Regions from separate parts of the Mus musculus genome. Here region 2 is linked to region 1. A link is a loop called in an ENCODE intact Hi-C map of the cell type or tissue named here. Cell type or tissue: gastrocnemius. All regions are shown on one strand.

What was found. Hi-C counts contacts between places; a loop is a spot of excess contacts. Peaks named below come from ENCODE experiments on the same cell type or tissue, not always from the same donor. Only the 100,000 strongest peaks of a DNase experiment are listed, where the experiment ranks them.
Region 2: a loop joins it to region 1, with 2.0 times the contacts of the local background. A loop is called at or near these places in 3 of 42 quality-filtered maps.

Annotation. Positions count from the first base shown.
Region 1 is chr1:37,236,446-37,241,445 of GRCm38, forward strand. The region is part of intron 2 of Cnga3 (cyclic nucleotide gated channel alpha 3); the gene reads left to right. Among named protein-coding and RNA genes, the nearest start is that of Cnga3, 20 kb to the left of the region's middle. In gastrocnemius, no CTCF peak of the experiment used is centred here; a DNase peak (open chromatin) is centred at 2,916; H3K27ac peaks cover 1,745 bases.
Region 2 is chr1:36,927,391-36,932,390 of GRCm38, forward strand. All of the region lies in intron 1 of Tmem131 (transmembrane protein 131), which reads right to left. Among named protein-coding and RNA genes, the nearest start is that of Tmem131, 9.6 kb to the right of the region's middle. In gastrocnemius, a CTCF peak has its summit at 2,797; no DNase peak of the experiment used is centred here; H3K27ac peaks cover 89 bases.

The sequences.
Region 1 (5,000 bases):
CACAACCATCCGTAATGAAATCCGATGCCCTCTTCTGGAGTATCTGAGGACAGCTACAGTGTACTTATATATAGTAAATAAATAAATCTTTTTAAAAATCTTTTAAAAAAAAAGAGATTGAAAAATTTCTCTGCCATATACACAAAATGTTTTGGGTTTTTTTGTTTTTGTTGTTGTTTTGTTTTTTAAATCACTATTTTAGAGGGAGAAATGGTGTTTAGACAAACACATTATTGCCTTCAAATTCTAGTCCTTTGGGGAAGCTTTTGGAATAAATAATTGAGAGTTGGTATACTGACATAGAGCACAGTGCTCCCAATCATAGAATGGGCCTCTTAGCATCAGTATGCCACTAGCCCCTCCCTAAGTGCCACAGCAAGAAAGAATTACCAATGCTTTGTCCCCTGAGACAGCCTTGCCAGCAGATCTCTCGGCACTTCAGAAGCCCCGTTTGCCTTTCTCTTTATTAAGTTAGCGGGATGATTTTCCTAAGGGAACGTCAGAAGAAAGGATGAAAATGCTCCCTTTGAATGAAAATAAAATACACTTTGAAAATACCAAAAATGAAAATGTCTCAACCTGGGCGTGGTAGCACAAACCTATAACCTTGATATCTGGAAGCCTGAGGAAGTGCAATCATAATTTCAAGGCCAGCCTTAGTGACATAGAGTGTCTCACAAAAGTCTTGGATCTTTCTTTTCTACTTAGTTGTTTGACCCAATCACCTGGGAGCCATCCAGCATATTTTTAAGGCACTGCAGTAGTGAGACTTCAAGATGTGCTACAGAGAATTATAATGAGGTCTGAGGGCACCCCAAATCCCTACTCATTTCCTGGTGTGGCTATTTTGAGCAAGCTTTGAGGCACAGGGGTCTGTCTTACAGAGAAGAGGTTTTATTCTTGCTGCTGACTGGGTAGAGCCCAAAACAATTATCACCAAAGGAAACCATCTTCACCTTGCTTCTTAGGACCAAAAGACTTAAAAATGCACTGACTTCCGTTCCCTGGTCACACGTGCCCAAGGGCACTGGATTCTCACTATTCAGAGTCCTCCAGGCTTGCGAAGAAGAAAGGAATAGTATCATGTTCTCTAGACAGATGCAGGCAGGTCATGTGTGTTTGCTCTCCTGACCCCATGTCACCTGAGTAATATGTTACTCAGACTGCAAAGTCACCTGTTTTGCTGTTTATAACACCTCTGCCCTCGCTCAGCGATGGGGGACACTGGAAACCTGCCTAATCTCACTGCCCTGTACAAACAGACTTAGAGATCAGATGCCACAGTCTGAACATTCTCTTAAAAGTCATTTCAGTGCATTGTTCGGGTTGGTGTTGGCAACATTGTAACCATTGACTTCAGAGAGCCAAGAGTCTGAAACCTGACACCAACCAGAGGAGAACTGATTTCCAGAGGACAAATTTCACATATGGTTGACTATTTGTCAGACCACAGGAGATCCTAGAGCCCAGACAAAGATGGGCTAACGACCAACAGGACCATACTTGGACTAGAGTGACTTAGCTTTGTATACATGTGGCCTTACTTCATGCCAGGACTCTAAAGATAGAATTGGGGAGTAATTGGACCTCTTGGTCCCTCTTCCCAATGTGGCCACATGAAATAAATCTTTTTCTGCTTTCGCTATTAATTTGTCTCTTGGATTGGCTTATTTAGGGCGTCTGGCAGTGGCTGGCTTGTCAGGGATGCCAGGGTCCAGTCTGACCCTGTTAAAGTTTGTTTTTAGAAGGCAGCATCACACCTGAAGTTGTCACCAGCATTGGGATCAGATCCTAGCAGCCCTCTTTGTCTTCTGCCTCTCAGTTTCCTTGGAAGGTTCTAGATCACATTGACTACCTAGCTTCTCCAATTTGGTACCCATGTCTTTCGTACCGGGCTCAAATGTCACCTCAGATACTCCATTCTTCTCTGCTCTGTCTATCTGTCTTCCATGTGCTTGCTAAGATGAGTGTCTCTGAGAAGCAATGGTAGCCATGTAGTTGACAGTGGGGATTCCTTCCCAGAAGTCTTGTTAGGGAATGACACAGTGGTACGACATAGAGTGTGTGTTACTAGCTGGTGGGAGCTCTTCAATCCATGGCAATCTGATAGGATCCCTGTGGTATCTATGTTCCCTTGTTGAGCTGAGCATCTTTGGAGGGCACAGGCTATAATAAGGTTTGCTATGTAAATGCCCACCAGACATACATAATCAACAGCAGAATTCCAGGCATCATGAAGCAGTGCCTTTTCTGTGCACGCTGGTAAGATGTGAATTGTCTCTAAAGGGTGCAGGGGGAGATTTGCACCCAGCAGCTTAAAACTTCTGTTTGGTCTCTTTCAGAGGTATTGCATGGGCACAATGCAAAATGGTTGCAGTTGATGATACACAATAATGTCAGTCAATGTGATCACGTTGGGAGATGACACACAAAAAATATGATTCCTCTGTACACCAAAGAACCCAAAACATCATGTGACTCAGATAAATGGGGAGGCCTGATATTCAACTGTAAAATTAAAAAAAATCAGTCACACTTGTGCAAGATAGGGACATCGGGGTCATCAGCAACCTGAGTCACCGGAATCACACAAACCAAAACAGACCCCTTGGCTTGGTCCCAGTAATCTTAGAGTGGTCTCAGTCTCCCTGCATGGCCAATGTCAGAATGTAGTCACAGTGAGATGACTGTGCTTAGGGGAGACTCGAACCTGAGGAATAAGGAGTGAGATCTGGCCCTGAAGAGCCAGACAGTGTACAGGTCTCTATCACTGAAGCCGGCCACACAGTCGATGGAGCTGTCCAAGTCCATGTGCTCCCAGCAGAAAAGTGACCTTGCTGGGAGGAGGGGGTGCCTGCTGGCAAGCATGGCTATTCAAAGACATCCTGGACAAGCTGTTCAAGGAAATGAGTCCCCATCCCCTGTGGGACGCATGATGCTGGAAGGGAATCAACACCTGGGATCCAAGGACTCTGACTTAATCACACACCACAGGGAGTGGAGCTTTCCCCTGAAGCTAATGTTTGCCTCCCGCTTCAACCGTCTAGTTAAGAAAGCCGATTAGTTTGGAACAGGCCGTGTGATAGAATTAATTTGCCTTGCTGGGTTTCCTCTAGAGTCACGGAAGCGAAGTGCAGATCCTTAGGGGACATTGCCTGGCTGGCTTTTAATCAGACTGGCCAAATTTAGCTTTAGGGTGGGTTTAAAAGGAGGGAGGGAGAGAGAGAGAGAGAGAGAGAGAGAGAGAGAGAGAGAGAGAGAGAGAGAATATGAATCAATGAATCCCTGGTCTTATTTTAGGCAGTTTGTCAGACACCAGCATAGCTCTCTCTGTACCAAGGTGTGATAAGTTATTTCTCTGCTGCTGATGAAATGAGCCAATTCAAGCCAGATATGTGTGTCTATATACTTATATACATATTTATACATATACACACACATACGCACACACACACACACACACACACACACACACACACACACACACATATATATGTTTATTGGGAAGCTGCTTTTGGGCAGGCAAGTTCACTGCCCCTAAGAAAAGAAGCAGGGAAGTTACCATGGGAAGAAAGAAAGAGGAGATGGGGAAGAGAGAGAAAGAGAGCATGCACAGAGAGAGGGAAAGAAGAGAGAGAGGAGAGAGTGGGGAGACCAAAATGTCTGGATTACATAGTAAAGAGCCTTTGGGAACTGGAACGTTCAGGGTTGGAAGTAGTGTGGGGAATTGCAGGCTGGTCTCCAGTCGAGCTGAAGTCTGAATCCCGATGGTCATAATTCACCTACATGACACGGTAGGCGTTCCCTCATGTTCCTGGAACTCTGGCCCCTGCCTAAGGTACCACCTCCCACAGTCCCCACAAGAGAAGCATGGTCAGTAGTCATGTAGGCAATGGCCCAAGCTTCTGACCTTCAGGCTAAACTCCTCCCCAGTCACCTAGCAACAGTGAGGACCATAAAAAGGGGTGTTCAGTCCCCACCTCTCTCTCTTACTTCCCACTCTCTTGTCTCTCTTCTTACCCCTCACTCTCTTTCTCTCTCTTTCTCTCTCTTTTTCTACCTTCTCTCTTTTTCCCTGAATTTCTATAATAAAGCTCTTAAATCATAGAGAGTCTCTGCTCCATCTAGATCCGCTGTGCCACTCTCACAAGTGTTGGGAACCTCTTTCCTTATCCCTTTCTCCTATAACCCTGGGGCGTGTCGCCCAGGGTCCCCGGTCGGGGGCTGCCCCTTCTCCACCCCCACCCTCCCCTCTGCGTGGATCAGAGGCTTAGATGCCCACCCGGGGCCATGTGGAAAGCAACTGGCAGTCTCCCCATGTCTGCCTGCCCAGAGCACAGGAACTCTGGCCGGATGTGGCATATTTCTCCCCCTCCTTCCCCAGCCCCCCCCCCCCCCCCCCCACTTTTCCCAACAGAGTAGGTTATGCCTGATAGAAACTGAGGGATGCTGGGAGAACCTGGAGGCTGGGTCTGCTTTGGTATGTAAATTATGAGCCTCAGTCCCTTGTTCCCAGGTGCAAAAGCAAGCAATGAGGTCATAGCCCCCTCAGCACATGCTGTTCACCCTGAATGCACAGAGTGGCGCCGAGTACTGCTCTGTTGCTGGGGACAGAGGCAGGGCTGGGCAAAGGGTGAATGACTTTATCTTGGAAACACTGTTCAAATGATTTTAACTGTTGCTTGGAGAGGTAGGCCAAATCCATGGCATGATCCAGAATGGTAGGAAGCCTGCCAGGCAAGTGCATAACTGCCCAGAAAGTGCCCGCACCGTGCACAGGGCAGGAAAGGAGGCTTCCAGAAGGACATAGACTTGCTACAGAAGTCAGCAATACGTTGGCAAGAAGAGATCTTTGTTTGGGAAGCATTGCATGGGAACATGGACAAGACAGCGGGTGCTGGGACCTCCCCTGGCCCCGCCTCCGTGGAGAGCATGCTAGCGCTTTCTGCTGGCTCTACTGCCTTCACCTTCCTCATGTACAGTAACTACCAAAAGCTGCT
Region 2 (5,000 bases), 310 kb before region 1:
ATTTTATGATCTGCAGCACAAAACAGATGCATGAAGATGAAATTCTAGTGAGCACACAATTGTTACACACAGGGCTTTGTGTGGCTTTTGAGGAATAACAACAAAGCTAGAAAAACAAGAGCTGCAGATTTGACAGATTAAAAAAAATAATAGAAAAATAAAAAATAATTCCAAAACAAATAGAAGCTTGGAAAAACACTGTCTTTAATTAAGTACACATTTAAGTTAAAAAAAAAAAACCAAATGTCAATGGAGAAAATAACAAAAGAAACAATCAGATAGAAATAGAAATAGCCAGCAAATGTTTTAAAGTGCCCACTCTTACTACAGTAACTATTTCATCACAATGTGACTTAGTGATTTAAAAAAAAATGGTAACAGTCAGTATGTGGAAGTGGCTGCCCTCATACAGTATGTTGAAACAATAGTTTTCTTCATAGGCAATCTGGCAATATACACTTTTGAAGTGGGAAACAGAGGGGCTGGCGAGATGGCTCAGAGATTAAGAGCACTAATTCCAGAGCTCATGGCTCACAACTCCAGTTACAGCGGATCTGATGCCCTCATCTAGCTGCTGTGAGAACCAGGCACACAAGTCGTTCAAAGGTATATATCATGTAAAACACTCAAGACACATAAAAACAAATCTTTTTAAAAAAGAAAGCGGAAGATACAGTAAGGTGTGGGCTCTCATGGAAAGGAAGCAAACCAATCTTTCACCACTTATTAAACTTTATTTGATGATCTGTTTTTAGTTATATAATCAATATAAATTTTGTTTAATTTTTTAAAAAAGAAAACAAACAAATAAACAAAAAACAAACAACCAGGCAGTGGTGGTACACACCTTTGATTCCAGCATTAGGGAGGCAGAGGCAGGCAGATCTCTAAATTCAAGGCTATCCTAGTCTACATAGGGAGTTCCAGGACAGACAGGATACACAGAGAGACCCTGTCTGGGAGGTGGGGGTGTGGGAGATGCAACTCCCAAAGTCAAGCTGTAAGCTGTAAGCATGGAAAGAGCTCACACATATCACACCACCTCTCCTTATGGAAAGCTAGAATCTTGAGTAAATTGTCACAAGTCCCTCCAGCAGCACTGCACTGGGCCTTACACCACAGGTACACTCTAGCCAAGGCTAAACAAATATGAAGCAGAGAGGGAGGCTGTCATCTTGTGAGGACTAAATATGCTGAGGTCTGCAATACAAACAGCACCACACTGGAGAGCAAGAAAGGACTCAGGAGACCTGAATAGCTACCAAGCAGGAGTATCAGGGAAGCATGTTCAACTGACACACAGTTCGAAAGCGCTGAAAAGCAAGTGTGTAAAGAGAGCATCCATTTAGAAGCACTTTCTCTACACTCTGGGCCACCTTGAATAGTCACTGTTTTGTGGCTTCTCCCTCAGCTTAGATTCAGGTGTGCTGCAAAGGTCCAGGTCCCAGAGACAGCGCCCCTGGTGCAACAAAGAGTGGAAAAAACTGGGACCTGTGCTCTTGGTGTGTCATGGACACGTGCTCAACAGCTCTGCTCTGCCACAGCCTCCCACCATGCTTTGCCACAAACCTAAGAGCAATGAGTCTAAATGGCCACGGACCAAAATGTCCATAGTGTGGGCCAAAATAAACCTTTTTATCTATAATCTTATCTCAAGTATTTGTTAGAGTAACAAAAATTTACTCCAATGCAGAACTCGACACATGCACAAATGCCTGCACAAACACAGAGGCCAACTGTCCCACTATGTCACCTCAGGCTGGCTTCCAATGTGAACTTCCTACCTCAGCCTTCTTAGTGCTAAGACTACAGGCATGTACCACCATGCCTGGGTGTGGGGAACCCCTTTAAAGGGCTAGGGTAGTGATAACACATCCTAACCTCAAGAAGCCCACAATACTCTCTAACTATAAATACATCCAGATGCAGTCAGGAAAGAATTGACAAAATTCAGAAATGTTCTCTTATAAGAATCTATAGGATTCCAGTAAGACGGGATTGAATCCCAGCCTCTATCTTCTTTCTCACATCTCCCTCTGTGGCACGATTCTTAATAACCTTCTCAGAGGCCCAGACAACAGCCCAAGCAAAGCTCCTGAGCAGTAACCAAAGCTACTCAACAAAAAGTAACTCCCTGCACCTAGAACGCCACTGTTGCCTGCTGGCAGTGCTAACCACAAGTACGCATACAAAGTAGCTCCCTGTATCTAGAACATAACCATGTCCACTACTGCACTCCCAGAAAGAAACTCTCTGCATCTAGACCATGCCCTGGCCTGCTGGGTGCTGACCATTCCACTTGCTAACCAAGGAGCAGCATTTCAGAGGAACCTGGATCCACAGCAGCAATGTAAAAAGTGGTCCAGCTTTACCTGAGTGCTGCCTGAAAGCACCCTGCTCAACCAATTTTGGAATGACAAACTGCATCTCAAAGCATCTAGAAATGCAGGTAAGATATGCAAAGCACATCTGTGCATTAACAAACTCCCTCTAAAAATGTATCGCTCCCTTTACCATCATTATTCAACCAAGAAAACCCTGTCAGTCCTTACTATGTCTTCAGTACAGACTGCTCCCCCTCTGTCAGTTACACTGAAGTTACCTCACACAAACTCCCAAACCTTTCCGCAGAGGCAGCTTTTAGCTAGTGCATTCTTTGCCACAAATGTAGTATTATAGCTATATGGAAAATTTCATTTTTAAAAACATATCTGCTAGGGCTATAGAGATAACTCAACAGTTAAAAGCACTTTCTGCTCTCCGAAAGACCCAGGTTTAGTTCCTTGCTTCCACACCAGGTGGCTCCTGACTGGAACTGCAGCTCCAGGGGATCAGACACCCTGTGGCCCTCAGGCATCTGCACACACATGGGGCACACAGCCCATGCAGGCATCTCTCCTCTCTGGTCCCCAGCCCCTGTCCATCTCCCTCTCTTCTCTTTCTCACTCTTACTCTTTCTCCCCATTTTTGTTTGTGTTGTTGTTGTTGGTGGGGTGTTTGTTTGTTTGTTTGTTTGTTTTTTTGAGACAGCTAGATAATGTTTCACTATGTAGCCCTGGTTGGCCTAGAACTTACTATGTAGACCAGGCTGGCCTTGACTTGTAGTAATCTTCCTGCTTCCATGATGTACACCACCATGTCCAGCTCATCAAAGGAAGCACTAACAGAATGCAAAGGCAGCATGTAGAACAAGAGACCATATTTGCAAGTCATCTGTCAAATAAAAGTTAATACCCGTAATATGTACAAAACTATAACAAAACAACACCCCCCCATCAAAGCCTAGGCAAATGACTTAATTAGACATCATTCTAGAGAATATGAATAAAAGGACAACAAGCACATAAAAAGATGCCCACAGATCTAATATCCAGAGATGTGAAAATAAAAAACACAATAGCCTATCATCACACACTTTCTACAATGGTCACTATTCAAAACGAGTGAATGAGTGAGTGAATGAATGAATGAATGAATGAGTTACCACCAGTGTGCTGAAATTAGTACCTAGGTACAAAAAAAAAGTGCATTCACTAAAAAATTAAAAATAAAGCTGGCCTATGATGCAGAGCCTGCCTCGGGTACACGTGAAGAAGTGAAAGGAAGCTGGAGGAGGTACTGCACACCTGTCCTCGTGGCGCGAGTCATGAAACCTAAAAGGCAGGGGCAGCCCAAGTGTCCACGGATGAGGGGACAGATGAAACAGGACGTATGTCCACATTAAGGAGTGTTACTCTGCCTTTGAAGGTTAAGAAACCACAGACAGCTTGGTGTCTGGAAGAGGAGCACATACTAGCATACTAGTGCACACTCCCAGCACTCAGGAGCCAAAAGCAGTCTGAACGCTGTGAGTTGAGACCAGCCTGGTCTACATAGTGAGTTCCAGGACAGCCAGAGCTACATAGTGAGACCCTGTCTCAAACAAACAAAGGAGGGAAAAAAAAAAGTCAGGGTGGGGAACCTAAGGATAACACCTGAAGTCGTCATCTAACTTCTACACGCACACATCCACATATGCCCACATCCACACACATACATAACTGCACATACTTAAAAAAAAAAACCAAAACAAAAAAACAGGCTAGAGGGTAAAGAGAGGGTAGAAAAGGCAAATACTGTGTATTCTCTACCATATACTGTATATCCTCTACTATATACTGTGTATTCTCTTCTATATACTATGTATTCTCTACCATATTGGCATCAACAATACATAGTACTAAAATTCCTGCACATGACATAAAAGCAGAGGGGAAGGAGGGAGAGGGAGGGTTGTGCATGAGTAAATAGTAACAAGGTAACATGACATCTGTGTATGAAAATGTCATAATGAGGGCTGGGGAGATGGCTCAGCCATTAAGAGCGCTGACAGCTCTTCCAAAGGTCCTGAGTTCAAATCCCAGCAACCACATAGTGGCTCACAACCATCCGTAACGAAATCTGATGCCCTCTTCTGGAGTGTCTGAAGACAGCTACAGTGTACTTCCATATAATTAATAAATATTTTTTAAAGATGTTATAATGAAACCTATTATTTTGTACACTCAAAAACTGAATAATAAAGAAACCAGGCTGAACATGGCTGAAGACAAATATTATCCCTGCACTCAGGAAGCTGAGGCAGTAAGATTGCTGAGTTCAAGTCTAGCCTGGGCTATAAAGATTCTGTCTCTTAAAAAAAAAAAAAAAAAGCCACACATAATGGCATATGCCTAGAATCATACCTATTCCATTTGGGATGCTGAAACAGTAAGGTTCCAAGTTCAAGGCTTAGCTAAGTTACCTAGCACACTCAAGTCCAACCTAGACAACCTAGGGAGACCCTGACACAGTCAAAATACAAGTTAAAAAGAGCCAGGGTACAGCTGAGTAACAGGGCACTTACACAGCACCACCACGGCTATGGGTTCAATCCCTAGTACTGAGGAAAGCAAGGAGAAACTGTGGCTGCCTGCCTAGGGGTCCAGCACTACAGTCTCCAAAGGAGGTCCTAAGTCTGA